Regions from separate parts of the Homo sapiens genome. Here regions 1 and 2 are each linked to region 3. Evidence: chromatin loops called from intact Hi-C (ENCODE). Cell type or tissue: CD4-positive, alpha-beta T cell. All regions are shown on one strand. Each heading gives the region's core, and the rest is flanking DNA. Links, peaks and the distances in the headings are about the cores only.

The links. A loop is a pair of places that touch in the nucleus more often than their neighbours do. Peaks named below come from ENCODE experiments on the same cell type or tissue, not always from the same donor. Only the 100,000 strongest peaks of a DNase experiment are listed, where the experiment ranks them.
Region 1: a loop joins it to region 3, with 4 times the contacts of the local background. A loop is called at or near these places in 16 of 110 quality-filtered maps.
Region 2: it touches region 3 in a loop (6-fold over the local background); 7 of 110 quality-filtered maps call a loop at or near these places.

What each region holds. Positions count from the first base shown.
Region 1 is chr10:100,723,414-100,733,873 of GRCh38, forward strand. No RefSeq gene overlaps it. Among named protein-coding and RNA genes, the nearest start is that of PAX2, 17 kb to the right of the region's middle. In CD4-positive, alpha-beta T cell, for the core only: no CTCF peak of the experiment used is centred there; DNase peaks (open chromatin) are centred at 5,858 and 7,848; H3K4me3 peaks cover 504 bases; H3K27me3 peaks cover 3,261 bases.
Region 2 is chr10:100,821,631-100,831,855 of GRCh38, forward strand. It overlaps PAX2 (paired box 2), which reads left to right. Exons shown (of 10, transcript NM_000278.5): 8 at 3,018-3,119; 9 at 5,379-5,465; 10 at 5,913-8,314. The coding sequence ends at 5,989. Among named protein-coding and RNA genes, the nearest start is that of PAX2, 81 kb to the left of the region's middle. In CD4-positive, alpha-beta T cell, for the core only: no CTCF peak of the experiment used is centred there; DNase peaks (open chromatin) are centred at 5,461, 6,351 and 7,301; H3K4me3 peaks cover 2,330 bases; H3K27me3 peaks cover 3,794 bases.
Region 3 is chr10:100,555,758-100,566,217 of GRCh38, forward strand. HIF1AN (hypoxia inducible factor 1 subunit alpha inhibitor) reads left to right here. Exons shown (of 8, transcript NM_017902.3): 8 at 1-4,241. Among named protein-coding and RNA genes, the nearest start is that of HIF1AN, 25 kb to the left of the region's middle. RefSeq lists enhancers at 6,152-6,790, 6,549-6,628, 6,739-6,788, 6,791-7,428. In CD4-positive, alpha-beta T cell, for the core only: a CTCF peak has its summit at 6,404; DNase peaks (open chromatin) are centred at 6,444 and 7,254; H3K4me3 peaks cover 1,250 bases.

The DNA of each region.
Region 1 (10,460 bases), core at 2,974-7,973, 170 kb after region 3:
TGTGTATTAGGGGTTGTGTGTGTGGTGCGAGTGTGGTGTGAGGTGACTGTGTATATGGGGAGCCTGTGTGGTGTGTTGAGGGCAGTGAGCTGTAGTGTGCGATGGGCACGTACACATCTCTCCTGTGGCCCCACTTAATTTCCTCAGACTCTTGGACTGGGCCCAAAGTGACCCCTCCAATGATCCTGGGGAACCCCACTTTGGAACACCTCCCCAGTCCATGAGGGGAGGCTCAAGCTGCTCTGTCCCAAATAGCGCCTCTGGTTTTTTGGTTCTGCCAGGGAAATAGAAGATGAGGCCGTGGGAAGACAGCAAAGACCCAGAGAAACAAGCAGAGCTGGAGACAAAGATAGGGAAGGAAGGGAGACCCAAACCTGGAGAGAGAGAGAAAACTGAGGGGGAAGGGGGAAGAAGCAAGAGTAGATCAAAGGCGAGGGAGAGATGAGAGGGAGAGAGAGAGAGAAAAGAGTGCAGGAGAGAGATTGATGGGAAGTTGGAGGGGGGAGTGGGGAAGAGCGGAGGGGGAAGCAGAGCCGGTGGATCAAAGGCCAGAGAGGAGGCCCGCGAGGTGGGGGGCGGGGCGGGGAGGAAGGGACGAGGGGAGGGGGCTCGATGGGGGAATTGCCGGGCGGGCGCTCGGGCGCTCCGAGCTGCGCGGCTCCCCGGGGAGACCGCAGACACTTTGCGGAGATGTTACTCCGGAGTTGGAGACGATGATAAATATGATAATTTGTATAAAATCTGAATGGGTCTTGTTTTCAGGGAGAATGCCTTGGATGATGAATGGGCCCGGCTTTCAGATAGATGGCTGATAAAAAGTGTATTGGATTGTTGAGAGCGATTTTAATTCTCATTCTGTACCTGCAGATGCCGCGGCCGCCGCGCCCGGCCTCCTCCTCCCTCCTGCCCACTGCGCGGGGCGGACGCCGGCCCGGCCGGCCTCGGCGGCTCAGGAGGCTTCTGAAATGACTCTAATTACAGAGTTATTAATTTTAAGAGGAGGGTGAGCGGGGGGTTTATGATTATTAATCGAGCGCCCGAGCTCGGCGGGCGGGGCTTGGCGGGCCGCGGGCTAGCGGCGCTCGGAGTGCGGAGGACGCGCGGGGCCCCGGGGCGGCTCCAAGCCCGGCGGGCTCCGCGGCGGCGGCGACCAGGCTCGCTTCCCACTTGGGCTGCGGGCGGCATGGTCCCTCTGCGCCCATCCGGCTCTCCTCACCCCTGCCAGTCTCCGACCCGGCCGTCCAACGTCCCTCCCTGGCCGGCTCGCCTGCGCAGCCGAGCATCAGGCTCCGCGCCGGGGTAGGCGAGCAGGTCCCCAGCCCCAGGCCCGCAGCTGTAGGCCGGTGAGGAACAGCTCTGCTAGAGAAAGCGCACCCCACCCCCACCCCCAGCTCCCAACTCCCACAGGTGTCGAGGATTGCCGTGAACCCCGAGCCTGGGACTGGCGCAAGTGCGGGCTGCTTGAAAGGCATGATCATGACAATGACGCTTATGAGGCCCTTACTGTGTGCCAGGAACTGTGCTGGGAGCTCTGAGGCTTTACTTTCTCCATGCAGAAGGGATGAGGCTTCCCACTTCTCAGATGAGGAAACTAAGACTTAGAGAAGCAACTTGTCCTTGGGAAGGTATAAATGTACTTCAAGGGTACCCTGTTCCCCACCCCTCCCCCTCCCCCATACACACAACACTTTTCCTTGACAGGAAGAGCCAGGGAGGGGCGGCAAGACAGAAAGCGCTTCTCTCTGATTTACATGCATCCAGTCACCTCCACCCCCAGTGTCTGCTCTGAATGCCTTGGCCTATGGCCTGACACCCTGTCCGTCTTAGAGGGAGGGTTTTCAAAAGCTTGGACTGCAAGCTAGGAAGGCAGACCTCCAAAAGGAGTGCGTCAATGGTTTGGCTCCATGATACTAGCACTTTGAGAGTAGTATCTGCTGAGCTACGGTGACTCTTTTAAAGAATTCAAAGGTCATCTCAAGAGGCCATTCAGTCTTACTTGGTGAGGAAATGCTTACATTCCAGTAAAAAATGAGACCCTTCAAAAACAAGCCCTGGACTCTCCTCCCCCAACACACATATTTTCATTCCTACTAATTCTGGTCTCCACAGAACTGAATCATTTCAGAACTTCAACTTCTATCTTCTGGCAAAGACAACTCCTGCCCAAGGAGAGAAAAGAAAGACCATTGCAGGCCTAGAGAAGGGAAGAACTGGCCAGGTGCAGTGGTTCACACCTGTACTCCCAGTACTTTGGAAGGCTGAGGTGGGCAGATCACCTGAGGTCAGGAGTTGGAGACCAGCCTGGTCAACATGGTGAAACCCCATCTCTACTAAAAATACAAAAATTAGCCAGGTGTGGTGGTGCAGGCCTGTAATCCCAGCTACTCCAGGGGCTGAGGCAGGAGAATCACTTGAACCAGGGATGTGGAGGTTGCAGTGAGCTGAGATTGTGTCACTGCACTCTAGGCAACAAAGCGAGACTCTATCTCAAAAAAATAAAAATAAAAAAAAATAAGAAGGAAGAACTACAGGGCAGTTCTAGGATATGGGATGGGGGCAGCTCTGGCCACAGTGAGGTCACTTCTGAGGCTGGCCACAGTGCCTGTTGTGTGGACACAGGAGCTTGTAGACAGGATGGGCTCATGGGCAGGGTCCTCTGTGCTCTGCAGTTCCCAGGGACCTTGGCCAGTCTCATGGAGGATCTGTATGGGACAACCCAGGTCAGGCCTGCATGTGGCCCATCAGGATCTGTCTAGGGAATTCTTGCTGTGGCTGGTGTTGAGGATCAGGGCCCACTTAGGCCTGATCAGAGGCTAAGCCCAGCTGGGACAGGGCATGGAGAGGAGACACCCATAGTGACGCTGCAGGCCTGGAAGCTGGGAGGGCCTGAGGGCATCTTGGAGAGGGGCAAGGCCTGACTGGGAAAAATCAATCTCTCAACACAAAAAACACTTCTTGGGGTGGGGGCCCTAGAGCTTCCTGAAGGGCTGAGTGAGGGCTGGGAGGCCCTGCAGCCTCACAGTCTTGGCTAGTCTGCCTGCAGCAGTCAGATCTGAGTTATCTGATTTAGAGGCCCTGGGCAGAGAAAATAGCAGAGTATGGAGGGAGTGAAAGAGGACTGGCATGAGGATCTGGAAGGCAGGGGGTGGGGGGCTCCTGTGTTTCACCAACTGATGTCCTTAAAGAGTCCTCTCAGCCAGACAAAATGGTTTCTTGCCCTCTGACTTCTCTCTGGGGACTAGGAGTATCTAATATAGCATATGCTTAAAGAGTGTAGGTTAGGGAGGCAGTAGGTGGCAAAGGTAGGATCTGAACCTAACCTTTGCCACCTACTCACTGTGTGATTGTGGGTAAGCTACTGAAGCTCTCTGTGCCTCAGTTTTCCCATCTGTAAAATGGGATTCATGACAGTAGGTGAGAGTTAAAGGAATTACTATATATAAAGTCCTCAGAACAATATCTGACATGCGGTCAGCCCTCAGACATGTTAGTTGTTTTGTTGTTATTATCATTAACCTTGTTCCAGTGGAGTACAAGGCCTTTCCTCTTGTTGACAACTTTTCCAGAGCATCATTACATTACTGCTCTTTGTACCCCTGACACCCTGTACCTGTGCAGGAGACAAAGCTCAATCAATGCATGAAGAAGTCCAAGGCTTGGGTGGGGGTAGGGAATGAAATAACATGATGAAATGTGTTATTTAAATGTGCCAGGAATATAAAAACTTACTTAACCTGACCAACAATTTTTTTTTTTTTTTTTTGGCTGGAGTGCAGTGGCGGGATCTCGGCTCACTGCAAGCTCCGCCTCCCGGGTTCATGCCATTCTCCTGCCTCAGCCTCCCAAGTAGCTGGGACTACAGGCGCCCGCCACTACGCCCGGCTAATTTTTTGTATTTTTAGTAGAGACGGGGTTTCACCGTTTTAGCCGGGATGGTCTCGATCTCCTGACCTCGTGATTCGCCCGCCTCGGCCTCCCAAAGTGCTGGGATTACAGGCGTGAGCCACCACGCCCGGCCAACAATTCTATAAAGCAGAAATTCTTGTCCCCATTTTACAGACGTGAACACTTAGGCAGAGTGAGTTCAAGGGATTTGCCCAAGGTCACATAGCTGGTACATTTCAGATCTGAGAAAGGTGGAGTCCACCTCCAGACTGCTGACTCCATCTTCTACCCTTGGGTGCTGCTTTCTCAGATGTCTTGGGATTAGTGAGAAGTTATCATCTTCTATAGTGTGCATTGTTCTATGAGACTGCCCGGTAAAGGGTGCATGAGGTTGGGAGAAAAACCCATTTGTCAAGTGAGACAGGACATGTGGGTTTCCACTTCACAACCACTACAGGTGAGGATTTGCAAGGGAAGAGAGTTGGAGGGTACAGGGGAGGAATCAGAATTGAGATGAAATTCACCCAGAAACCTAGGTTGACCTTAATTTAGCATCTCACCCTGCAACACACATACACACACACAAAATCTGTGACCATCTTGTTTCTGCCTCTCTCATCTAATGCTTCTGTATCCCTTAGACTTTTTTGAGGCCTCACATCTTCTTTTGCAGACCACTCACTCAGTCTCTGATGCTCTCTCTACCTACAGCTCATTGTCCATAGAGTCCCCTCCAAATCAGATCTTTTCATTCCTCTGTTGAAAAAATCTCCCAGGCAAGGCATAGTGGGTCACTCCTGTAATCTCTGCTTTGGGAGGCCAAGGTGAGAGAATTGCTTGCCTTCAGGAGTTCAAAGCCAGCCTGGGCAACATAGCAAGACCTCATCTCTACAAAACATTAAAAAATTAGCCAGGTGTGGTGGCATGTACCTGTAGTTCTAACTACCCGGGAGGCTGAGGTGGGAGGGTTGCTTGAGCCTGGAAGGTTGGGGATGCGAGGAGCTGTGATAGTGCCACTGCACTTGGCCTGGGTGACAAAGTGAGACCCTGTCTCAAAAACAAAAACAAAACAAAGCAAGCAAACAAACAAAAAATCTCTCAATTGCATCCATGACCTAAAGGAGAAAAGCAAATCCTTAGCAAAAGTTCTCCTTGCTCTAGGCCTTGCCAACCTCCCAGCCTTATTTCCCTTACTTGACCCATATATTGGCTTCACAGAATCCTTTTTGCTTCCCCAGCTAGGTAGGCTGTTGCCCCCTCCCCATGCCTTTATCTTGATGCTCCTTCTGCCTAGGAATATTTCACCTGCTTAGCTCCTGCATTTAGTGGACATCTACTGATCTTGCAAAACCCCATTCCCTTTATGAAGTGTTCCCTGACACTCCCAATTACCTTTCTCTGTATCCCAGTCACCTTTATCTTGACACTTTCCTGGAATTTATTGGTTGATAGCTCTCTCTCTTTCTCTTTGCAACCAGGTAATGTCTTCCTTGAAAACAAGGCCAGTGTGTGATTTACCTCTCTAGCCCCATTGTCCCAGTCCAGGTTTACTGACTGACTGGTGCCCTGATTCTTTGAGTCAGCCCAGCTCAGTCTCTGCCTTCCTACTTCCAAAGAATTCTGGTCTAGGCATCAGTTGCATTCTGTCTCCGTGCAGAAGTAGGAACTGATTGAGCTGCCAGTCTCCTTCCTGGAGGTTTTTCTGTTTTGTTTTGTTTGTTTTTCCACTCGTCTAGTCCAGCTCTGCAGCTGACCCACCAGCCAATGCCAGAGGAGGGGACAGGAGGAGAGAGGAGGAGCAGAGTGGGTTGGACCAGGTCGACCCAGAAGTCTCAAAAGGCTGGAAAATTTCAGGGCGTTTGTCATCCCAGGGCCGCCTAGTGGGCAGGGAAGTCTTCCACTCTGTGATCTCGGTCTCACTCATACCGGAGCCTGCAGCGGCCCTGTTGCGGTCTCAGTCTTCAGCCCGACATCATGGGGGCGCCAAAGCACAGGGGCTCAAAATGGTGAGGCCGGGGAACCGGGCGCTCCCATCTCTGTCTACGTAGATACCTAGTCAAACCGAAGGGGGAAGCTTCCTAGCATCCTTAAGCCCTCCTTTCCATCCGGTCTGCATTTCCACTTTTCATTGCAATCTGCTTCTCTTCTGCACCGCCCCCTCTCCTCCCCCACCCTTCTCCCGTCCCTTTTCCTCCCCACCCCACCCCTGCCCCCGCTTCTTTCTCCTCTTCTTTCTTCCTCTCTACCCTCTGGCCTGGGGACACCGGTGCTGGAGAAGACCCTGGGAACGGGCAGAATCTGAGCCGCGTCTCTGAGTCGCAGTGGGAAGGCGGCTCAGGAAATGCGCCCTCCGCTGGCGCTGGGTCGCGGTTCTGGCTGCGTTACTTTTTCCTTGCATCTGTGGCCCGGCGCGCCAGCCTGGACACTAGATCCGCAAGAAGGGAGTTTTCCCAGGGCCGGCTGAAGAATGAGAAGTCCGAGCTGCGGGGACGTTGGGGGTCTGTGCTTAGCGGCCACAGCCTGCCCACCACGGGTTCCCGCCACCCCGCCTCCCCACCTCCCTTCGCGCCAGGGCTGAAAGTCCCAGGCGCCCAATGCGTGCCCAAGAACGAGCCGTGAACCTTTTATCTACCCGTCCCCTTCCCCGCCATGGACCCAGGACGACACCCCACACCCAGACACCACTCTTTCCAGGGGCAGATGCTCCGGCGCGCCCCGCGCCCTGAAGTTCAACTTGGAATCCAGGTCCGCGCGGGACCCCGCCTAGCGCCCCAAGCGCACAGGCTGAGCGCCCCGCCCTGGCCTCCTGGGCCTGCGGCCTCAGCGCGAGAGCCCTGGCCCCCTTCCCGCCGCGGGTCGCGGTCGGGAAAGCGCGCCCTGCAAGGGGGTTTTGTAGATAAACAAAAGCGTTTGCTCTTCTGGTTTTCTTTTATTTTCTTTATTCGCCTGTCCCTTCCTTCTTAATCTCCCTCTTCGCTCTTGTTTCTTTAACTTATTTCCCTTCCTCATTTTCCCTTTCTTTTCGTTCGCTTTTCCTTGTCACTCTCCTTCTTGTTCTCTTCTGTCTCTTTCTGTATCTCCCTCTTCCATTTTGGCCCCTTCTCTGCCTCTGGGTTTCCCTTTCCCGGGCCCCTCACTCTTCCTGGGCTAGGATTGCGCCGTCTCCCTGCATCATTTTTCCTGGCTCCGCTGCCTCTTTCTCACTTTTTCGTTCTCCCGGCGGCCACCGTCTGGCGGGCTTGGGTCCGGCTCCCCCGCCGCCGCAGTGATTTATTCGCTTCACCCGGCGGAATCAGGTGCTGAACCGAGCCCCGGAACGAGAGAACAGATTTCTCCCAGGAAAGGTTTTGTGAACTAAACGATGCTAATTACGGGGTGGGGGATGCGTCGCCCGGGAAGGGGAGGCGCGCGGGGCCGAGCGCGGCCTGGGAGGGGAGAGACCGGGGCTGGCCGAGGCCCTCCCGGGGCGCCTCCCCTGCACCTCTCGCCCTGGCTTTCGCCTTTCCCTGGGAACTTTCCCGTCTGAGTTAACTATTAACCACCGGCGAGAGGCAATTTTCTTCGGAATTTCAGCGATTTCCTTTTCGCAGTGGACTCAGATTAGCACGCAAACAGTGAGATGCTCGGCTTGAGTCTACGCGCGGGCGAAGATGCCTCTGTCGCCTCAAACAGTGTCCTTCGCGACGGCGGAAAACTACAGCCCGCCCCCGCTCCCGTGCCTGCTCAGGAAGCCGTGACCAAGCCAGTGCCCGCCGGTGCCCGGAGTGAAGGTGGAAAAAGCCGAGTGCTCCTGCTCGGGGGCGGGGTTGAGAGGGGGAGATTAATCCGGGCAAGCCAAGGGGACCTTAGACTTGCAGCCAGGGCCGCCACCCGAGGAGCCCGCATGCAGGGACGCGCCTGAAGGCTTAGTCAAACCCGGGGAAATGCCCTCCCCCGCCTGCAGAATCCCCACGCCGTCTCTTACTTCCTCCCTCTTTGCCACTGGCGAGCTTACACGTGCACACACACACACCCCTCTCTGTCTGTGACCGCAACAAACTTTGTGAAACTTGAACCGCTGGGTGCAAAGTTCACGCCCTTTTCTCCTTTCCTCTCTTGCCTGGGCCGGCTCCTCCTGGAGCAGGGAGGGAAGAAGTTCTTGGCCTCCAGACCTGGGAGAGGAGTTTCCGAAAGTCAGGGCCTCGCCTCGCTGTGACATTAGACCCTTGCCACCCACCAGACCGATGGACACTAAACACTTTCCTTGTCGGAAGGCGCTAGTAGTTGCAGCGGCCAGGCTTGGCAGGGCCCTGGTCGACCACCCCACCACTGCCCTGGCCGGACTTTCCCAGGGCGTTGGTCTCCTGGTCCCTATTAAGTCGGGGCTGTCCTGGGCTTGGAGCCCAGGTTCAGGGCTGTCAGCCCCTTGCCAGCTGTCTGAGCTCTCTGCCTTTCTAGTTTATTTTCCCCCAGCTCTTGCCCTGGGTTAGCTCTCTCCCAGCCCTCCACTCTGTCTCTGTCTCCGACTCCATCTCTGGCAGGGCTGCCACTGTCTCTCTGTCTCTCTGTCTCTCCCTGTCTCTCTGTCTCTGTCTCTCTTGTTTGTTTCAAGGCGCGGACACTGATTGTGCCTTATGAAGTTCTAACTGGTTTTGTGTCAGGAAGATCTTTCTCGCCGCTACCCAGCCTGGCGTGACGGATTAAACATCAACTAGTTAAATAAAAATTAATATCAACTGCCTCCTAACTTCTAATGTCATGTTGTTTATAACTAATGAACTGATTAGGGGATAAACATATCACGAAGACATTCCACTCTCCTGCCTCGGCTCCGCTGCCGCCTGGTACCCACTCCCCAGCATGGCCTGCGGGTTGCCAGGCCAGAAGGAGTTGGGGGAGGGGGTTGCTGGAGGCGGAACAGGCTGGAGGGCCTGAGGGCTCCCTGGGGCTTGCTCCTCTTCCTGCCTTGATCTCTTTACTCCCTTTCTCTCTTGTCTTTCCTTCTCATTTCCTTCCTCTGTACATTTCCTCTTCTCAGTCTCTCTTGTTCCCTTCTTTCCTTATTTCTGTCTCCCTCTCTCCTTTTTTCCTCCTTTCCTCCCATCCATTCCTGTCCTCCTCTGCCCTGTGCTTCTCCGCCTCTGTCTCTGGTAGTGTTTCTCTCTCTCTGCCAGTCTGGGCCCTGAACCCTTCCCTCTCTGGTTCTCCTCTCTTCCTCCCTCTATTGGAGTTTCTGCCTCTCTCTTCCCCCTTGTTCCCCATCATTCGGATTCATTCCTCCCTAGCCAGTGCAAAGCATAATGATGACCAGTCCTTGTGACTAGGCCTCTGCCCTGCTACAAAGCAGGAGGCTGCAACCTCTCCCTCAGCACCTTGGTGGAGACTGATGCTCCTCCCTGCTCCCCAGCTATTTAGGGGAGAAGGGAAGGAACTAGAAGACGTGAGGGTCCTGTTTTTTATTTCTCCTCTATTTGATCTGGAACAGGAGTGAGGAAATAAAAAATGATTTTTTGAAAACTTTTGCTTTTCATCTTGTCCCAGAATAAATTAATACAGGCTCAGGTGCTAAATTTAATTTTCAGGAAAAGAAAAACTGCCCTGATACCTCTCCTTCAGGGTCTTCAGCTTTCTCACCAGCCAGCCCCAGCCTGACCTGAGCAGCCTCCTGCAGGGCCCTTTTCCTAAAGATACTTAAACCAAATCACAATTGTCATCATGACAACAATAAGGCAGAGAAGCCAGTAATCACAGACCCAGCCCCAGTGATTATTTTTTCTCCTAAGAAGCCACAACATTTAAACTTGGTTTGCCCTGGACCTCAGGGTCTGACAAGACAATAACAACAGAAAAAGCTTTTAAAACCAATTTAGCACACGTGAAAATGTAATTCTAATGAAGAATCAATAGGCTGGCGGATCATTTTTCCTGGGACTCCTTGGAGATCCTGAGAGAGACTTTCAATCAATGGGGCGGGCAATGAGCAAGAGGGCCCAAGAGACAGTGCAGGACAGGGGTGAGGGCCAGGAGACAAAGAGAAGCTGAGCCTGAGGGAGGAGGCCAGAGGGAGGCTGAGGTACAGGGCTGGGCCCTTTGACTGACATCACTTTGCAGGCTTCCGGAGGAAGAGTATCAGAGCCAGAGGTAAGAAGTCACCTTCCTCTTCATGGCCCCTCTGGTATGCAACAGGCGACTTTGCACAATGGCCTCAGCTCTCTTCCCCTGAGCCTAGGCCCTGGCCTTGGCACTGCCCCAACTCTGGGCCCTGTGTTCAGGTAACTGTGACCAATGGGCTCAGGAGCAGGCAGGGGACACTGAGTACGTGTGTTTCCAGTTCAAAACACCTGGTTCCCAGTGGGTGCTTCCCGCTGTATGTGTCTGGTACGCTGGGCCTCAGTTCAAGTCTCTGACAGAACAGAAGCAAAAGCACCGGAAGTATGTGTGGTCATACTTCACATTTTACAAATCACTTGCACACACACTATCTCACGAGAAGCCTGCTAGAAGGGCAAGGATTATCATCACTATTTCAGAGAAAAGGCCACAAAAGGGCACAAAGAGCTGTGCAGTGAAGGTGAGACTCAGCAGGCCACAGTCCC
Region 2 (10,225 bases), core at 5,226-10,225, 270 kb after region 3:
CTGCATCCAGGTTAGCTGGAAACATCTTTCTAGTTATCCAGCCTGTCTTCCTTCCTCCTGAAGTGAGGTAGGAGATTCCGTGACAAAACCTTAGATTATAAGGAATTCATGGTGACAGATTGTGGGAATCATAAAACTGAAAACCAGAATTCAGATGCATTTAAATTCCTGTTTATTAAGAAAGAGGCACACCCCTTTTCCTGCTGCTTTGCAGACTTTATGATGACAGGGAAGGAGGAATTAGGTTTCTATATCTGTTCAGCTTCAAAACTTCTGCGTCTTCCCTAACTCGATCCTGTCCTGGGCCTTTCTCTTTTTTTTGACCAATAAATGCCATATTATTAATCTCTCTAGGAATTGATTTTGATATTGCTGTCATTGTCTACTTCAGGTCCACTCCACTGAGAGACAGTCAGGAGGAGTGTAGCTTTCAATGACAACAGAAGTCAATAAAAGAAAACCCACATCAAAGCAAACACAAATCCTTTATTCTGTCTCTCTAGGAGTCAAAAGTGATCTCTTGTTTGGCAGTTCTACTCTGCTTGTTCTCGAGTTTTAGGAAATGAAAGATATTGGCTATATTAGACAGGTATAGAGGAAAGTCATTCTATTGCATAATAAAGTCACAATATATGAGTCCCTCACTGTAAACCTCTTATCAGCCTATAAAAAATCATAATCTATTGTTTAAATTGTTTTTTAAAGAAAAAGCATATTCTAATATTTACATTTTATCCAAGCCTTTACTTCTTTAATGAGACCAATATACATGAAACAATAAAAAAAATGATAACCCATCAGGAATTGGCTGTTAAGTGCAATAGATTGATGGACGATTAATCAACAAGTGTTTATTGAGCATCTACCACGTTCTCAACTATGCAGGATAAAGCAGAAGACAGGGTCCTGCCCTCAGGTTGCTTATGATCTGTTTGAAGAAGCAAGCTATGATATGAAACATCAGGGCTCATATATTATGAAATATAATGGCATGGTAAACCATGCAGCACAGATGCTGTAGAAGTTTGGAAGAGAGAAACTTCCCTGATGGGTAGAATGGTAGGGATTTTAAGGCTTCAGTGGGGAAGGAGAGGAAAACCGTAAGGAAGAAGAAAAGGTCATGGCAAAAGCATAGGGGGTTCACATCACACAAGCCATGAAAACAGTCAAACTAAACCAGGAGAGGTGATAATCTTAAGTTGGATGGAGAGAGTACCTTAGCAGCTTTAAAAGCCACAGAGTTTCATTTCAAACTATAGACTACAGGGAATCAGTAATAGTTTTTACAAGGGAAGTGGTGTGATGAAAGCAAAGTTTCATGAGGACTAGCCAAGCAGCCACATTTAGGACAGACAGGAGGGGAAGAATGTGGAGTCAGGGAATGCAAGCAAAAATATTCTGTGGCAAAAAGAAGGTGCTTAGAAGCTGAGCTAGGAAGGTAGTGGAAGAAATGGAAATTGAGCAGATGTAACAGACATTGCCAAGGAGAATTGACAATACTTGGTGACTGACTTCATCTAGAATGGGAGGAAGAAGGCTATGTCAAGAAGGACTCCAAAGTTTTTGGTCTTATGATATTCAAGATCATAAGAACCGACAGAGGGAAGATGAATCTGTTTTTATTCCAGTTAGGTTTGAGGTAACAGAGGGACAGCCAAGGAAAATGTTCAGCAGGGTACTAGAAATGCAAAAACCTGAGCTGTAGCTCTGTATAGCTAGGGAAGGATAAATCACTCAGACGTGTCAAGGTAGGGATGAGGAAACTCATACAGCTCTGGAATGCAGGGAGGTGAGGCCATCTTCAAAGGGAGAGTAGCAAAGAGAGAGAGAGATGCTTTGGAATAGCCATTGGGAGAATAATGACTATGGCCCAGCTGATGAAAAGAAAGTGAACGGGCCCAGGTATGCATAGTTCTGTTACTTTCTCCAGCCATGCCTTGCCTTCCCAAGGATAGACAGAGGCATTAGAGTAATAGAGTGGCATTGGCTAGTGAGGAGAATAAGGGGAATCTGGAGGGGTTAAGGGGGTTCCAGGAGGTCCAGGAGAGGATAAAGAGATTATGGCAGAGGGGAGAAAGCAAATTATTATTAGAGATCAGAGCATGCTAAATTGCAAAGGGAGGTGGTGGCCCCTTCATAGCCATGGAGGATGCAGGCAAGGTAGGGAGCCCAGTCATGTGCAGCTGTGTCCCAGAGGACATGTCGGTGGACCAGGGGTAGCACCCTCATCTTGACTCGCTTTGTCTCCCACCCTCCAGGCTTTAGCTGATAGAGCCCTCCAGGGACAGAAGTCCAGCAGCTGGTGGGGGAGCAGATTTTGCTCATTGGAACTTTATCTGGTCCACTTGCACTTTTGGCTCAAAGCTCCTGATTCACTTCAGGGTGGTTTTCTATCATGTAAATGCCATAAACACTAACAGCAAAATAGCCCACTGGCTGCCCCCCTGCTCTCCACACCTGCCAGGACCAGGACCTGCAGCTCCACTTGGAGAGGACAAGGAATAGCCATCAGTCCCTGTAGGGGTGATGGTGGGGTGTCCTCCAAGCCTGAAGGAAAGATGGGGTGTTAGGGAGAGGAAAGATAAGCAAGATGATAGAGGTCCATTTGGCTGCTGGAGAGACCACAGCTGAATATCTTGCTGAGAAGGAGGAGTAAAACCAGGTCATCTCCCTCCCATCTCCATCTGGGTTTGGAATGCACAGAGACACAGGCAAAGGCAGATACACACACACACACACACACACACACACACACACACACACACAAATACACAGAGACACAAAGAGCTACACAAAACAGAGATGCGTACACACAGCTGATCATAGACATTTAGCTTAGACACATGCAAAGGCACACTCAGATGGCGCATTCAGGTGCACAGTGGCACACATACCCCTGCACGTCTGCACAGAGCTCTTTCCTCTCCAAGAGTTTCCTCTCCGTGCAGTACCCTGGTGTGAGTAGAGGCAGGCCCCTTTCTTCCAGGCCTCACCCCTTCCCCTTTGTGTTTTTCCAGGTCGTGACATGGCGAGCACCACTCTGCCTGGTTACCCCCCTCACGTGCCCCCCACTGGCCAGGGAAGCTACCCCACCTCCACCCTGGCAGGAATGGTGCCTGGTAGGTGACAATGCTGCAGCTGCCTAATCTAGGTGGGGGGAACTAAATTGTGGGTGAGCTGCTGAATGGTCTGTAGTCTGAGGCTGGGGTGGGGGGAGACACAACGTCCCCTCCCTGCAAACCACTGCTATTCTGTCCCTCTCTCTCCTTAGAGGCTGCAGTTGGTCCCTCATCCTCCCTCATGAGCAAGCCGGGGAGGAAGCTTGCAGAAGTGCCCCCTTGTGTGCAACCCACTGTATGTCATGGCCCCTCCACAGCGCCCACCCACCCAAGTCTGTGCCCGAGGAGCACTCAGCCTCAGCTCCACCCTCAGTGCCCAGCCCACCCCAGCCAGCTGACACTGCTTGGAAGAGCCTGCCCTGGTTTCCATGGAAACTTGGAGCCAAGAACCATTTCCAGGGGCATGTCAGTCACTCAGACAAAGCCACCCTGGTCCACACCAAGACACAAGGGAAGACCAATGTTGAGAACCAACCCCAACCCCAACCCAGAGACAGTAGGGAGCTAGTCCCTAAGAGGAATGGAGGTCAGGCTGCGGCGGGAAGCAGGGAGAGTCGCTGCAGTGAGACAGGCTAGAACACCCCTATACCTCTTCAGAGGCACCCAGCCTTCCATTGCTTCCCTGGGGCTCTGACCCATCCCTAATCAGAGGAGTTGGGTTTGGGTTGTTTGAATCAGAGAGACAGAGGCTGTATTTAAGGTCTGGTGACTGCAGCTGGAGGTTGTACTATACCTAACCCCTAACCCCAGATTGGGAGCAGGGTCTTGAAGCCAAAGAGAGTTGAAGTTCCTATGTGCACAAACACCAAAACACTCTTGTCTTAAGGAGGGTTAGACTCACTCAGCCAGCAACTCACTCCCTCTGGCCGCCCTCTATGTGGCCTTTCCCTGAAGTTCAACTCTCATTGGTATGGGGAATGGGGAGGATAGAAGAGAGTGGTTGGCCCCATCCATCCAGGGACATTTAGGTATAACCCTGGGTAAGCAGAGCTTGGGGTAGGGGCAGCGGCAAAGAGGGAGATTGCTGCTGGGTCTTATGGACTAGGGGCTGAAGGGAGTTAGAGGTGTGGGTAAAGGGATTCCTGCCCAGATTTAGGGGAAGGAAAGTAGAAGCCTTGTTGGGAGGCAAGGAGATTTTAGGGAGAAACTCCCAGCAGTGAGCAGGTGGGGGCTGGAGGAGGTTTTAAAGAGGTGGGGTGAGGGAAGAGTGGGGAGGTGGGGGCAGGGAGTCTGCAGGGAGGTGGGGAAGAGGGGAGCCGCAGAGAGCTCGTGGTGTCGAGGGGGGAGTCGTTAAACAGAATCTAGTGCTGATGAGGAAATTACACTTGTTTCATTAGCGATGGGGAAGGAGATAGCTCAGTTCCTCTTGGTCACAGTTGAGCTCAGAAGCTCATTATCCTGCTGCACGCATGCTTTCCCTCCTCGTCAATAAACAGGCTTTCCAGTGGCTGCATCCCCCACCCCCACCCCAGCTCCCTCTCAGAGAGGGGCCCCTTCTCCTCTACTTAACCCGCGGTTAGGGATCACTGTAAACAGTCTGGGGTCATCACACAGGAGAAAGGGCGAGGGGGAAACCTGGAGGCCTGGCCTTTCTCCCGCAGAGGGAGGGAGGTAGCTTCCGACGACGGCTCCCAACCCACGGGCCCTCCGCTCACCGCTAGCGGACCAGCGGGCAGTCCACCTGCGCCGCCTCCATCCCCTGCCGCGTAGCCCACGCATCCAACCTCTTGAGGGAAAGGCGGGAGGGCGGTGTCTCCCAAAAGAGCTCCCACCTCTTGTGTTGGCACTGCACATTGATGCCATTCTTAGGACTTTCTGGGAGAAAAATGTCCCGAAGGCCTTTCTTCGCCACCGCCCCCCACTCCCATTTCCACCCATTAGGGGCCATGCCTCCTAGAACCGGAGTGGCATCTATAAAGGCCCTGGCCCCCAGCGCGACAGGGTGGACGCGCCCCAATACAAACCCTTCGTGGGTGGCCGCGAGCGCCTCCGCTGGGAAGCCCTGGGCGGGCACCGGCCCACAGGTCCCGCCCGTGGGTGTGCGAGCGCGTCGGTGCCTCCCGCCTCCCCGGGCTCTCTCCACGCGGACGCGGTGATCGCCCCACCTCCGCCCGGCCCGCCCGCCACGGCCATTACCCTGCCCGCGACACCTGCGCCTGAGACCCGGCGGGAGGAGCGGGCGGAGAAGCCACCGGCCGGACTCGTGGGGTCCGCCCTGGCTTGCAGGCGTCTGATCCCCACTCCCCGACCCTCCCGCAGGGAGCGAGTTCTCCGGCAACCCGTACAGCCACCCCCAGTACACGGCCTACAACGAGGCTTGGAGATTCAGCAACCCCGCCTTACTAAGTGAGTACGCCACCTGGCTGGCCGGCGGCTCAGCGCGGCCGCGCGGCTTCTGGGCACGGTCCCACTCCCGGCGACCCGACCTCTGGGGACCCGGCCGGGCCAGGGGGACAGGCTTGTTAGTGCAGCACTGAGGCCCGGGGACCCCTCGAGGACGCCCGCACCTCCTGCCCTCCCGTGCCCTCCCTGGTCGCTCGAAGGCTCTGCGCCGCCCTCGCCCTCGGATCCCCTGGAGGGTGCGCAGCCGGGCGTCACCAGATCGGGTCCCTCTCATGCCCCGTGAACGCAACTATTCTCCGGGGCAACTGGCTCCACTGCCCAGCCAAGGTCTCCCAGTCCGGATCCCGCTGGACCCCAGCCAGGGGAGGTCTTTTCTGTGCTTTTCTTTCCTTTTTTGTTCTCCTGTTTGTCCTCTCACCCAGCCCATTCTTCTCCTGTGTTAACTTCCAGGTTCCCCTTATTATTATAGTGCCGCCCCCCGGGGCTCCGCCCCTGCCGCTGCTGCCGCTGCCTATGACCGCCACTAGTTACCGCGGGGACCACATCAAGCTTCAGGCCGACAGCTTCGGCCTCCACATCGTCCCCGTCTGACCCCACCCCGGAGGGAGGGAGGACCGACGCGACGCGATGCCTCCCGGCCACCGCCCCAGCCTCACCCCATCCCACGACCCCCGCAACCCTTCACATCACCCCCCTCGAAGGTCGGACAGGACGGGTGGAGCCGTGGGCGGGACCCTCAGGCCCGGGCCCGCCGCCCCCAGCCCCGCCTGCCGCCCCTCCCCGCCTGCCTGGACTGCGCGGCGCCGTGAGGGGGATTCGGCCCAGCTCGTCCCGGCCTCCACCAAGCCAGCCCCGAAGCCCGCCAGCCACCCTGCCGGACTCGGGCGCGACCTGCTGGCGCGCGCCGGATGTTTCTGTGACACACAATCAGCGCGGACCGCAGCGCGGCCCAGCCCCGGGCACCCGCCTCGGACGCTCGGGCGCCAGGAGGCTTCGCTGGAGGGGCTGGGCCAAGGAGATTAAGAAGAAAACGACTTTCTGCAGGAGGAAGAGCCCGCTGCCGAATCCCTGGGAAAAATTCTTTTCCCCCAGTGCCAGCCGGACTGCCCTCGCCTTCCGGGTGTGCCCTGTCCCAGAAGATGGAATGGGGGTGTGGGGGTCCGGCTCTAGGAACGGGCTTTGGGGGCGTCAGGTCTTTCCAAGGTTGGGACCCAAGGATCGGGGGGCCCAGCAGCCCGCACCGATCGAGCCGGACTCTCGGCTCTTCACTGCTCCTCCTGGCCTGCCTAGTTCCCCAGGGCCCGGCACCTCCTGCTGCGAGACCCGGCTCTCAGCCCTGCCTTGCCCCTACCTCAGCGTCTCTTCCACCTGCTGGCCTCCCAGTTTCCCCTCCTGCCAGTCCTTCGCCTGTCCCTTGACGCCCTGCATCCTCCTCCCTGACTCGCAGCCCCATCGGACGCTCTCCCGGGACCGCCGCAGGACCAGTTTCCATAGACTGCGGACTGGGGTCTTCCTCCAGCAGTTACTTGATGCCCCCTCCCCCGACACAGACTCTCAATCTGCCGGTGGTAAGAACCGGTTCTGAGCTGGCGTCTGAGCTGCTGCGGGGTGGAAGTGGGGGGCTGCCCACTCCACTCCTCCCATCCCCTCCCAGCCTCCTCCTCCGGCAGGAACTGAACAGAACCACAAAAAGTCTACATTTATTTAATATGATGGTCTTTGCAAAAAGGAACAAAACAACACAAAAGCCCACCAGGCTGCTGCTTTGTGGAAAGACGGTGTGTGTCGTGTGAAGGCGAAACCCGGTGTACATAACCCCTCCCCCTCCGCCCCGCCCCGCCCGGCCCCGTAGAGTCCCTGTCGCCCGCCGGCCCTGCCTGTAGATACGCCCCGCTGTCTGTGCTGTGAGAGTCGCCGCTCGCTGGGGGGGAAGGGGGGGACACAGCTACACGCCCATTAAAGCACAGCACGTCCTGGGGGAGGGGGGCATTTTTTATGTTACAAAAAAAAATTACGAAAGAAAAGAAATCTCTATGCAAAATGACGAACATGGTCCTGTGGACTCCTCTGGCCTGTTTTGTTGGCTCTTTCTCTGTAATTCCGTGTTTTCGCTTTTTCCTCCCTGCCCCTCTCTCCCTCTGCCCCTCTCTCCTCTCCGCTTCTCTCCCCCTCTGTCTCTGTCTCTCTCCGTCTCTGTCGCTCTTGTCTGTCTGTCTCTGCTCTTTCCTCGGCCTCTCTCCCCAGACCTGGCCCGGCCGCCCTGTCTCCGCAGGCTAGATCCGAGGTGGCAGCTCCAGCCCCCGGGCTCGCCCCCTCGCGGGCGTGCCCCGCGCGCCCCGGGCGGCCGAAGGCCGGGCCGCCCCGTCCCGCCCCGTAGTTGCTCTTTCGGTAGTGGCGATGCGCCCTGCATGTCTCCTCACCCGTGGATCGTGACGACTCGAAATAACAGAAACAAAGTCAATAAAGTGAAAATAAATAAAAATCCTTGAACAAATCCGAAAAGGCTTGGAGTCCTCGCCCAGATCTCTCTCCCCTGCGAGCCCTTTTTATTTGAGAAGGAAAAAGAGAAAAGAGAATCGTTTAAGGGAACCCGGCGCCCAGCCAGGCTCCAGTGGCCCGAACGGGGCGGCGAGGGCGGCGAGGGCGCCGAGGTCCGGCCCATCCCAGTCCTGTGGGGCTGGCCGGGCAGAGACCCCGGACCCAGGCCCAGGCCTAACCTGCTAAATGTCCCCGGACGGTTCTGGTCTCCTCGGCCACTTTCAGTGCGTCGGTTCGTTTTGATTCTTTTTCTTTTGTGCACATAAGAAATAAATAATAATAATAAATAAAGAATAAAATTTTGTATGTCACTCCCCATGGCTCCAAGTTTGTCTCTCCCTGTCTCTGAGATGGGCCTCCCCTCCATTGGTCGATCCCCAAAAGCCCCTTCAATGATCCTCCCAACTACACTCCCGCTGCCACCTCCAACTCCTTTGCCGAGACCCCCTTGGCGGCAGCTGAACCACGGCGAAGGCCGAGACTAGCCTGCCCTTTAGTAGCCACCCTCCCCCACGCACCCCGGCCCTGGGGACAGGAAGTTCTTACTCTCCGAAACTTCAGAATAACTCCTAGTTAGGCGCCTATACTAGGCCAACTCTGTGGTCCTACCAGTACACCCGCACCCAGATTTAGGGTGCTGGCTCTCAGAACCCGAAGTCTGAGGCCTTCTCCACGTGGGTGGAGGGGTGGTCGTCTGTCCTATCTCCTCCCTCCGTTCCCTATCCAGTGCAGTTGCGCGTGGGCGCAGCAGCAATTTTATCCCCGAAGTCTGCAATGAAACGCGAAGACCGCAGACGCTTGCCGCAAGTTTCCTCGCTCTGCGTTTACTTCTGGGCCCGAAGAATGCCCCGCAGAGGCCCTAGGAGCTGGTTCATGGGACTTCACGCGCCTCCAGTGTCTTGCGGAGCCCCAGCCCCAGCAAGCAGCGGCTGAAATTGGTGCGCCTTGTGCTGTGGTCTGGGTGTGTCCCGGAGAGGGCGCGCAGGCGCCTATGTCTGTCGCGGGGCGGTCGGCGGGTTCCTGCATAGGTATGGCTTTCTGTTCATCTATGTGTTCGTCTGTATGTCCCTGGATGGGTCTGGGGGTGTGGTAGTAGGAGAATTGTTTTTTTAGCCATCCTTGCTGTTCTTGTGTCCAGGTGTCCAGTGAAAGATCTGTATGTCTCCACCTCTCTGTTCTCTGTTTAGGAGAGGTTGCAGGGGGAAGGGGGATGTGGTGACTGTCCAGGATTGTTCTGCTGCATCAGAGATACTTGGGAGGATCGCCTTTCCATCCCTTCAGCAGCTTCCCAGCTCTGGTCCTCCCACACTCTTGTCAACACAAAGGGCCCAGCTTCCACCTGGAAACTTTCCTTCTGTGCCCCTGGGACACCTTCCCAGCCCAGCTTCTACCACAGCTTCCTCCCACTTGAAAGGCTCTTGAATCTCTGAGCTGCCAGGGATGCAAGCAGGACATTGGGGCAGACTAAGAAGTGACCTTCCCCTTTGGCTTGGGACAGTGTCTCCTAGACACCTCCTTCCCATCAGAATCCCAGAGACCTTTCTTTCAAGTCAATCTGCCCAGGCTCACCCATATCACGGCACCCTCTAGGGGATGTACAGGACCCCAACAAATCAGCAAACCTTCAATAAAGTCCATTCCTTTCCCCCTCCCTCTGCACCTGTGTCTCCCGATTCTTCATCTCAGCAAATGGCAGTTGCACCCTTCACCCTGCCTGGTGTTGGCTGTCTTGACCGCCAGCCTCCTAGAAGAGTGGCCTTCAAACTTCTTTGATCATACACCCTCTCAGCCAAAAGAATTCTGAATGTGTACTCCCAATATAAGTATATTTACTGATTTACAAATTCCATAAATATACTACTGGGCTAACATATTATGAATCGTGTAAAAGATAAAATATTAAAAGAACGAGTTTGGAATATGTGAAAATAGAAGTTCTAATGTTCTCACACCCAAATGGATTATCTTGCACTCCCTGGAAGACGTGCACCCCACTTTGGAGATCCTGGTCATAACCCATGAAAACCCAGCATGGCAGAACTCCTGACTATTGCCTGGTGCCCAGCAAGTACGTTTCTGGAAGTTGCCAGGGCACTGGCTTGGGCCAGGGCAGCCCAGTGAACACTGCCCTCATCATATATAGTGGGTACCAGACCCCCAGTGCCTGGCTTTGCCTCCAGGTCCACCCCAGACAGGGAGCCTTGCCCTGCCCACTCCATCAATTT
Region 3 (10,460 bases), core at 3,330-8,329:
CGTTTACTTAAAACCTATTCACTTGGTCATTGAGGTCAGAACTATCAGGAAAGCTGTGCTCCTTAACCCATCATCTAAGCTAAGCTTGGGCCAGGTTTTTATTACCTCTTGAATATATATAGTGCAATATAGTGTAGTGGTTGAGAGTGGAGTCTGCATACCTGGATCTGCCATTCTGCATGACTTTGGGCAAATGGACAAACTGCCCGAAACTTGACTTGTTTATATGTATGGGGAAGACATCATTTACATTGTCAGGGTAAGGCTTAGCAGAATGACCGGTCCATAGCAAGGGCTCAGTCTTTCTGTGTCTCTCAGTCTTTACCTCTCTTCCCCATCTAGCTTTCTGTCTAAGTTCCTGTTTCTAGTCTCAGGGCATATCTAGTTGTCAGCTCCTGAGCAGAGCAGAGGTATAAGTGTCAACTCATGCTTGTGTTACCAGTTCCTACCCCTGTCAGTAACCTCTGATGCTTACAAGGATACTATCACCTATGCCATCAGTGGGGAATGACCTTCCAAAAATATTTTTAACAATACTAAAAATACCTGAAACATACTGGGTGAAAATAAGACATTGGAGCTGCTGCTCCCCAAGGAGATAAAAGGACAGTTCCTAAAGAGGCATTGAAGGTTTGTATGAGCCAGCAGCACAGTCAGAAGGCAAGAAGGAGACCCTGGGATGTGCACAAGGATGCAGGAGACGAGATTGTCACAGAGGCTGTCATGCTAGTAAGAGTCAGAGGTTACTGATGGGTAGAGATTGTCAGAGTCTGCCTTGCTAGTCTAGAGGTAGGACCATGGATTTAAGAACGTTGCCTCCAAGTTTTTGAATTGTGAATTTTTGATCATATTTGAACAAAACCCCACCTACAGTCTGCATGGTCATTGTTCTCACAAGGGTTTGTGTGATGCACTGACAAGAACAGAGGCTTTGGAGGTGACTCCTGGGTTTGAATCACCATTTGCCACTAGCTAATTCTAACCTTAGGTAAGTCAGTGTCTCTGGGTCTCAACCTCTTCCTCTGTGAGGGGTAGGAAATAGCACATAACTTGTAGCATTGTTATAAGGGCTCGTGATAATGTTTTTAAAACACCTGGCTCAAGCACTCAGGAAAATGTTTTATTATGAAGACCAAGTGTCTCTGAAAAGTGTTTCCTTAGTGTCTGGAGAGACTACAGCAGCAAGGCTTTTCTGATCCTACTCTGACTCTCAAGATAATGGTGCTTGAAGTGAAATCACAGAAGAGATGACTGGGGCAGGAAAAGCAAGATGGAAAAGATAAAGTTGTGGAAGGGACTGAAAGTCCATGAAGTGCTGGGCTGGGGACAGAAAGGGTTTAATAGGGCAGGGTCTTGAGGAACAGGAACAGAGACCTTGGTTCTGGGTTGCCATCTGATTCCCAGAAGAGTAAAGGAAATGGGGCAGGAGGATGTCTGTGGAGGACACAGTGTGGCTGAGTGGAGAGAACACAAGCTTCTGGCCAGTGAACCTAAGTGAGAATGTCAGTGGACTTTGCACAGGCTGGGTGCCTTTGGGGGTGTTCATCTCGCTATGCTTCGGTCCCCTCATTTAAAAAAATTGGTTAATAATATGATGACCTGCCAATGTGTGTGGAAATACTATGTAAACTGAGCACTATATAAATGCTGGTTGTTGAGATATTGGGAGTGGGGGTTTCGGGAGATTTTGTTTGTTTGTTTTTTTGAGATGGAGTTTTCGCTCTTGTTGCCCAGGCTGGAGTGCAGTGGCGTGATCTTGGCTCACTGCAACCTCCACCTCCTCCAGGTTCAAGCAATTCTGCCTCAGCCTCCCGAGTAGCTGGGACTCAGGCGTGCGCCACCATGCCTGGCTAATTTTGTATTTTTAGTAGAGATGGGGTTTCTCCATGTTGGTCAGGCTGGTCTCGAACTCCCGACCTCAGGTGATCTGCCTGCCTTGGCCTCCCAAAGTGCTGGGATTACAGGTGCGAGCTACCACACCTGGCCCTGGATTTCTTAATAGGTCCTCTTATGTGGCTATTGAGAATGAATGAGACAACTCATTAACTAACTAAGTTAATTCAGAACTTAGTGCCTAGTAAGTGCTCAGTAAATGTTAGTTTCTTTTCCTCCATTTCTTCTTAGGAAGCATCGTTTACCCAGCATAAACAGGAGGACTCAACTGTGCATGTCTTAGTGTGAACAAGTAACATCAGATTTCCCTTTTCTGAGGAGAGATCAGTTCTGTAAGAGGGAGCATGAGTGTGAATGGGGAAGAATCATGGAGAAGGGAGCAGGACTCCACAGTACTGGAGATGGAGTAGGGACCTCTGGGAATCGTTGGCATGGGGGTGTGGTGCAGAAAGGGTGATGCTAAGAGGTGAGAGTCTCAAGAAAGAAGATGGGTGTTCTAGAGGGGAAAGCTAAACGATGATAGGCAATGAGGAGCGGAGGACAAGACCCTGAACTAAGGGTGAGGAGGCCAGCATTCTGTCAGGAGAACCTTAGGAATTGTGACCAGAAGTCAAAGTTGTTACAGCAATCCTGCATTCAACCAGGTTTCATCTGAAAAACTTAAGAGTTGCTAGGCACAGTCGTGCACACTTGTAATCCCAACACTTTGGGAGGCTTGAGTCAGGAGGAAGCTTGAGGCCAGGAGTTTGAGATCAGCCTAGGCAGCATAGTGACACCCCATCTCTTGAAAAAACAAACACTCTTAAGAGCAGTGGTTCACCTAGAAATAAAAAGCAGAAATCATCAAGATGAGAAGACATTTTGTGTTTTGACAGCCAAGGAAATTTGCCACTGAGACAAGGTATCTGACAGCCTAGATGGGATTCTAGACTTCTGTGAGAAAGTGCAGTTAGGCCCTGAATAGCGTCAAACTCAGGGATGTGAGCTGACTGACTGCCTTTTTATGTAATGGAGGCCATGTGATAGGGCTTTATGAGGCCACAAATAGCACTTTCTGGGTCCTTTCACAGTCTAGTCAGTGGCCCAACCAACATATCTGGTTGTTCTGCAATCTCAGTCATCTGAGAAGATAACCTCCAAAATACATGCAGTGGCATCAGGTGTTTCCTTGGTAGGTGTGCATCTTTTAATGATGGAGGACTTAGGATGAAGAACAGGTGTGTTTAAAAACATCAAACCCCCACATCATTACTATTTGCTGTAAGGATCTATGCAGTTTGTATTTTAAGTCCTTGACATATGGAAGAGCATTTGTGAGAGTAACAGGTTTGCTTTGTAATGCCAACTAAAAAGTGTGTATTTATACTCGAATTTTAAGTTGAAATTTTGCTAAGTTTCTTTTTTTTTTTTTTGAGACGGAGTCTCACTCTGTTGCCCAGGCTGGAGTACAGTGGTACAATCATTGCTAAGTCTTTCTGTAGTTTTAGAACATTTAGAACAACTTAAGATTTCCTGTATTTATAAACTTAATTTATTGGAAATATAAGTACTTGATCAGGTTTTGTCTTGGTCAGATAAATTAAGTACTTAAGGAAATCAAATACATTAATCATATAAATGCCATTTAAGTGTTTAAAGGAGTTTAGTTAAATGTAAGTTGGATCAAACATTAAACTTTTTTGTTTTATAAGCAAAATAATAAGATTTGTTAGCAGAACTTAAAAGCTTAGAAAAGAGAGGATTTTGGATATGTAACTTTGAAGAGGTGAATAGTTTGCTCTTTTCTGAGACAGGGCATTGCTTTTCGACGCAGGCTGGAGTGCAGTGGGGCAAGCATGGCTCACTGCAGCCTCAACCTCCTGGACTCAAGTGATCCTCCTGCCTCAGCCTCCCATGTAGCTGGGATCACAGGCACATGCCACCACACCTGGCTAATTTTTTATTTTTTGTAGAGACAGGGGCCTCACTTCATTGCCCAGGCGGATCTCGAACACCTGGGCTCAAGCAGTCCTGCCTCAGCCTCCCAAAGTTCTGGGATTACAGGCATAAGCCACTGTGCCTGGCCTTGAATATATTTTTTAACCAAAGTAATTTATGAATATAAATTGTTTCTATATAACCCAAAGTCACTCTCATTGACATTAAGAAACTCAGAGAGTGGGTTCTAAATGTAATATTACCACACACCCAAGTCACTTAGCCTCTACAAGTACCACGTAACTAGCAGCCGTTAAAAGATGGCCACCGCTAGTCCAGTCGGCCACAGACATGGTTTTGTTTGGCCAATACAAGTTTTTGAAAGTTTTAAAAAATTGACAACATTAAAGATCAGAAACTTGACCTAAAAAGATTTCTCTCTTTGGAAAATCAGATCTGGCAGTAATGAAATCGCCTTTCCCATGTGACAGCAGTTGGCTGGAGCTGAAGAGCAACTGCCCCCTTGGCTGTGTTCCTTTCAGTTTGTCAATCTCCACTCTTCACTGTTGTACCCTAGATCTCACTCACGTGACCTGTCTGGCCCACATAGATATTTGAGGGTATGGCCCTGAACTTGAGGCACTCTGGAGTTGCTAACAACTGATGCTGGGCAGCCTAGAATAAGGGCTCAGGAAAAGTGTAGGCCCTACCTCTCTCTGTTCACATCATTCCCCCCTCCAGCCAGGCTGTCTTCCCAGCTGACCTGGCTCCAGGACTGATTCCAACCCCTATAGCAACTGTGTAAGAAGTCCCCAGGCTCAGGCTTCTCAGTGTTCACTGCTCTTGTCTGTGACCAGGCACTTTGCCTAGGCTCTGACCTCATGTCTCAGTCCTTTTGAACATTCTGGTCACCTGCCTAGTTTGACCGCAGCCTGACTTTGGTCTGTGAGGGGTCCTGGGCTCTCTGCTTTATGCAGCCACCATATCTGATCTTTGTGATGTGGTTGTGAATCTTCTGCTTCTATCTCCACCATCACTGTCCACTGCTTGGGCAATATGGTTGCTCAGCTGAGAGATTGGCAGCCCAGATTGCTAAAGGCTTAGGAGACATGAAAGGTGAGTTTGGAAGTGTTTGGATTTTCAAAAGAAGGACAGAGGCAGAAGCCAACCACAGTTTAAGGGGGCAGCTAGTAGAGAGCTTTTTAGGCAAGGGAGGCCACTGCACATTTATAGGCAGAGAAGGTGGCAGGACAGAGAATTTAAGAGAATGAGGTCTCAGAGGAGGCATAGGATGATGGGATATGAAATAGCAAAGGCACACCCAAGGTGATCCTGAAGCTCAGAAATATTAAGTCATGCAGGAGGGGGCACCATTGGAAATATAATCCCCTAAAGTTATGAGTAAACAAATGATGGTGGGGTGTGGAGGGTAGAAAGAAGGCCTAAGCTTGATGTGGGGGCCACAGCCTGGGCAAGAGAAATTTCCAGCAAAGCCTCTGACAAATTTCTGACAAAGCCTCTCATGTTATCTAGTTGTGGCAGAAGCATCTGAACCAAATGGCTAGGAAGCTTGGTGAACAGTCAGACCCAGTGAGGGTTGATTAATGGATCCATGTCAGCCTAGACTAGAGGGAAGTCTCCAGCAGTATGCCTTAGGGCTCAGTCTGGGCCTGTGTCCTCTCTGACATTTTTATTGACAACTGACCGAAGCAGCAGGCTCATCAAGTTTGCAGGTGATAGAGCTAGGAGGGGCAGTTAATACTTTGCATGAAAGAGTCAGGATTCAAAACGATTTCAACAGGCTGGAACACTGGGCTGGAACCAACAAGATTAAACTTAACAGGGATAAATGTAGAGTCCTGCACTTAGGTTAAAACAAAATCAATGACATAAGTACCGGTTGTAGGGGTTGGCCCAGCTTGACAGCAGTTCATGAAGAAAAGACCTGGGGGGTTTAGTTGACTGCAAGCTCAATATGAGTCAACTGTGTGATGTGACTGCTAAAATCCTAACACAGCCATGAATTGCATTAACCAAACGGAGCAGCCAGATCAAGGGAGGTGTTACCCCACTGCTTTCTGAGATGGTCAGGCCACCTCTGAGCACTGGGTCCAATTCTGAGGTCTTTTCCCCTGCTAAGGTCAGTGACAAATGAGAATATTTTTGATAGGAAGCCACCATGGCAGTGGGCCTGAATACTGTCCGAGACTTGCCAGTGATTCTATGGTGCTGAAATTTCTGGAATGAAGGACAGGAGTCTAGAATCTGAACCCAGGCAAAGACTTTTATCTGGAGCATATTTCTAGGATTTAGGGGAAAATTTGGGGTCTGCATTTCCTCACTTCCTATGGCTGCCCAGAGGCATTGGCCTGTGACTCTCATCCCTGGCCTTCCTGAGGTCAGGGGATTAGCGATTAGTTAGACGGGGTCTAGGGTAGAGGTCAGCCTGAGGGGGCGGCTATAAAACGAGTCATTGAGGTGGGAGGGAACCTGGAAATTGGGACCTCACGCACCATATTTCCCGCGCTCTCCCCTGGGACGTGCCGTCCCTGCTGCAGTCGCAGCGTGGCGCCCTCGCTCCACGCAGGGATCCTGAGCCAATGGCGGAAGCGGAGTGCGCGGCGAGGTCGCAGTTGCGTTTCTCGCACTCCCCACTGCGGGGAGCCCGTGGGCCCCGCACTGCAGGGAAGCTGCCGGCCCAGGTCTCCTGGGTGGCAAGAAGACGCCTGTGGTGTGGAAGAACCTCGCCCGCAGCCCAGCACGTGTAGAATCCAGATGTGGCTTCTGCTGGAGCCACGTGTTCCGGCCTGAGCGACGTCGCACGTGGCCTCCTGGCCGCAGAGCCCATGGCGCGGGGGGCCACTCTTCTGACGCAAGGGTCTGTGGGGCCGCGCAAGAGCCTGGGGCCCCCGACCTTCCGCCGACTGGCCGTGGGCTGGCCGCAGCCCAGCTCGGCTCTGTCTCGAGTTCCTTCGCTGTTCAAAGCAGAGTGGCGGCCACGTTCGGGGGCACTGGGGCGAGGGGTCGGGCGTCGGACGGGGCCCTGGGTCTGTACCGTTTCGGGCTCGCCGGAGGGGCTGCAGGCAGGGCGGGTTTCGGGTTCCACCGCCAGAATAATTCGGCAGTTCTGGATGGGGCCCAGGAATTTGTATTTGTGACCAGTTTCCCAGGTGAGTCTGAGGTCCGTGGTCCTCTGACCTCGTTTAGGGATGAGATCTAGTCCTCAGAGCCCGGGGCGGGGCTGCCGAGGACACCGGCTTGCTCTTCAGGCAGCTCTGGCCCGGGTGGCGGGAGGAGGCGGCCGGGGCTGGGATCCGGGCGCACCCTGGAAGCTCCAGATGGGCGTTGGAGACCTAGGGCGAGATGAACCGAGGACCGTCCATGTGTGTGGGTGCCGCTCAGGAGCGGGGAGGTGGGGGTGTGGGTGGACGGGCGTGTTGAGGGTGATGGATTGCTGCAGGGAGTGGACTCAGCCTACTGGGAGGAGTGGGAGAGGGGAAAGAACTGGAGGAACGGCGGAGTCCGTTGGCCTTTTCTTGGAGAGCTGGAGATGGAGGTTGGTTCTGTCCTGATGGGGGCAGGAGGACGGGTAATGGAGGCTGCCATGCTCAGTGAAGCCCCATGGGGGCAGCCATGCTTTGTGGTTTGTGGTGAGGCACTGAGCCCCAGGATACTGACTATTCCCTTTTTTGGAGAAAGAGGGGAAGAGGATGCTCCTTAAGAGCTTCTAGGGGAACGTTTCTGCCTCCAGGGGGTTTAGGTGAACTGTGTGTGTGTGTGTGTGTGTGTGTGTGTGTGTGTGTGTGTGTGTGTGTGTAGGTTAGCATATTGGAGATTTTCAAGGGAGTTCGTCTCCAGGACACTTCCCTCACCCCTACATCCACACACAGTATCTTATGATCCTCTTGGTTTCTCTTGGGCCTCAACTCCCCAAAAGGGGGGCACTCTTGTCAGCAGCTCACAAACATGTGGATATCTGCTAACTGAAGACACTCTGAAGACTTTCCCAGAGGAACGTTATAGAAGGAACCCTCAAATTCCAAATCCTTGAATATTGGAGCTGGAAGAGAACTTACAAACCATCTGATGCTGTCTTCCCCAGCTTGGTCTTGGAGAGTAGACACCTTAAGTGAAGGCCGAGCTTCGTAAGCCTCTGAGGATCCCAGTACCTGGTGTGGAGACAGGACTTGTGCATTGCCTAGAGAAGGGAGAGACACAGCAGAGTCAAGCGGTGGGTGGTGAGCTTTGATGGTGAACACCTGGGAGCTCAGAGGTGGGTAGGAGCCTATAAAAGAAGGCCCCTTGAAGGAGGGAAGCTAGAGCTGCATCTTTAAATGGGGAAAATTTATCTTTTGTGTTTTTCCCCCTGATTATGAATTTATGAAAATGAAGAAAAAATATATTGGGGCCGGGTGTGGTGGCTCACACCTGTAATCCCAGCACTTTGGGAAGCCAAGGCAGGCAGATCACTTGTGGCCAGGAGTTTGAGACCAGCCTGGCCAGCATGGTGAAACCCTGTCTCTACTGAAAATACAAAAATTAGCTAGGTGTGGTGATGCATGCCTGTAATCCCAGCTACTTGGGAGGCTGGGGCACGAGAATTGCTTGAACCCAGGAGGTGGAGGTTGCAGTGAGCCAAGATTGCGCCACTGCACTCCAGCCTGGGCAACAGAGCAAGACTCTGTCTCCAAAATATGTATATATGGATGGAACACTGTGACATGTTGGTCTTCAGGGGAGCAAAGCTACAGAGGCCTGAATTTCCTGAGGTTTGGAGGGCAGTGAAGAGATGAAGAGGACAGCTCTGACCATTGTTGGAGCACAGTGAGCTCGTAGGGCAGAGGGGTCTGGCTGCAACAGAAAGTATCTGGCAACAACAGGAGGTATGAGGCTGGAACCCAGGGGAAAGAAACAGGGTTGGGCTCAGCTTCATAGAGGTAGTGAGGATTAGGCAGATGAGAACACCCAAGGAGAAAAGGAGAGAAAAGAGGGTTTGGGCGGGGGGTGGGTAGGTGTGAACATGCCTGAGAGTCATTTCCCAGGTAAATAGGAGTGGAACTGAGGGTGGAGTTCAGTGAGAGGGAGGGAGGAAGAACGACACAGGAGGGGTGGGAACCAGGGTCACCTCTGAAGAGGGGTTTGAGTGCAGGAGACAGGAGTGAGGCCCTAGTGAAGGTCATTAGATTTGGGGATGAAGAGGTCAGCAGAATGGTAGGGGTTAGAGGGTGAGTTGGTGGAGAGGAAATGGGGGCATAGCAAGTATAAACTGCTATAGGTTATCCGTTGAGAAGTACACAGAGGACTGGAGACAGGTTGGGGTTTTGAAAAGGAAACTGCAGCAACGCTTTTTTAGCCAGGGGAAGAGGAGCAAATCTGTAGACAGAGGACATAGGAGAAGGGGCCACTGGAGAGGGGGAGATGGAAGCTACCAGAGAGAGCAGACACTTGAAGGAGCTGAGTTCCAGAGGGAAGGGGGGACAGGGCCTGCAGGAGGTTGAAGCCTCAGAGAAATGGGGAGAAGGAGGGGAAGTCATGGGGTTCAACCTGGACCCAGGTTTTGATCTCCTAAAAGTAAGAGTAAAGGTTGAGGTTGGCTTCTTCAGGTAAGGGTGGCCAGGGTGAGGCTGGGCTGGACGGACACAGAGGGAGGGGTGGAAATGCTGTTGTGAAGAATTTGTTTGGGAGTCAAAGGAGCAATCTAGGCGTGTGATGTACTGCCTGGTAGGGCGGAGGTGCAGTGCAGCTGGGCTGGGATTTGCCTTGGGTGAAGCTGATGCTGCATCTTGGGGCAGGATGGAGTAAGCAAGCCATGGTCTGACCTGATTACAAATGATAGGCTCAGTGCCAGGCTGAGGGGCCTAGGGGCCAGGACACGATGAGGACAGTGAGGGGCCTCCCTGGGGAAGGGAGGGACAACTGCCAGAGCCTGGCCCAGGAGGGCCCGATAGACGAGTATGGGCAGCCATGCAGTGTGTGGGGTCAAGAGCCTGGACCCTGGACTCAAGAGCCTGAGTTCAAATGTGAGGCATTGTCATTGTCATGATTTTTAAGTATCTGAGGTAGGCTATGAGTGGAGGGAAGGACAGGAGGAGGTACAGAAAGGGAGTGCTTGCTTCATGCCAAGGAGTGTTCTATATTCACGAGTCCTTTCTAAACCACCGCGAACTAGGTACTGTTTTATCATTTTACAAATTAGGAAATTGAGGTTCAGAGAAGGGAAGTAACTTGGCCAAGGTCACACAGCCAGTTGGTGACAGTTGGTTTTCGAAAGGCTTTTTTTCTGTTGCTTTGATAACAGTCCCTTCTGAGAAGTGGCTCCAAAGTCTGACTTTCTGCTATGCCTTTTCATCAGCTACTTACTAGGTAGGTGACCTTGGGCAAGTTACTTAATTTCTCCCTCAATTTTCTCATCTGAAAAACAGGAATAATAGTAACACTATCTCATAGGGTTGTAATGATAATGAATGAATATATGTAGAAGATTTGAAAAAAAAAACAGTGTCTAGTACATAGAAAGTGCTGCTTAAGAGGGTGCTGCCATTGCCAGCATCCTCCTCCTCCTCCTCCTTCTCCTCCTCATCATCATCACTCCTTACAGCCTCCAGCCAGAAGCTAAGGACTTACAGGCAGGTGAAAGAAAGTCCTGAGGC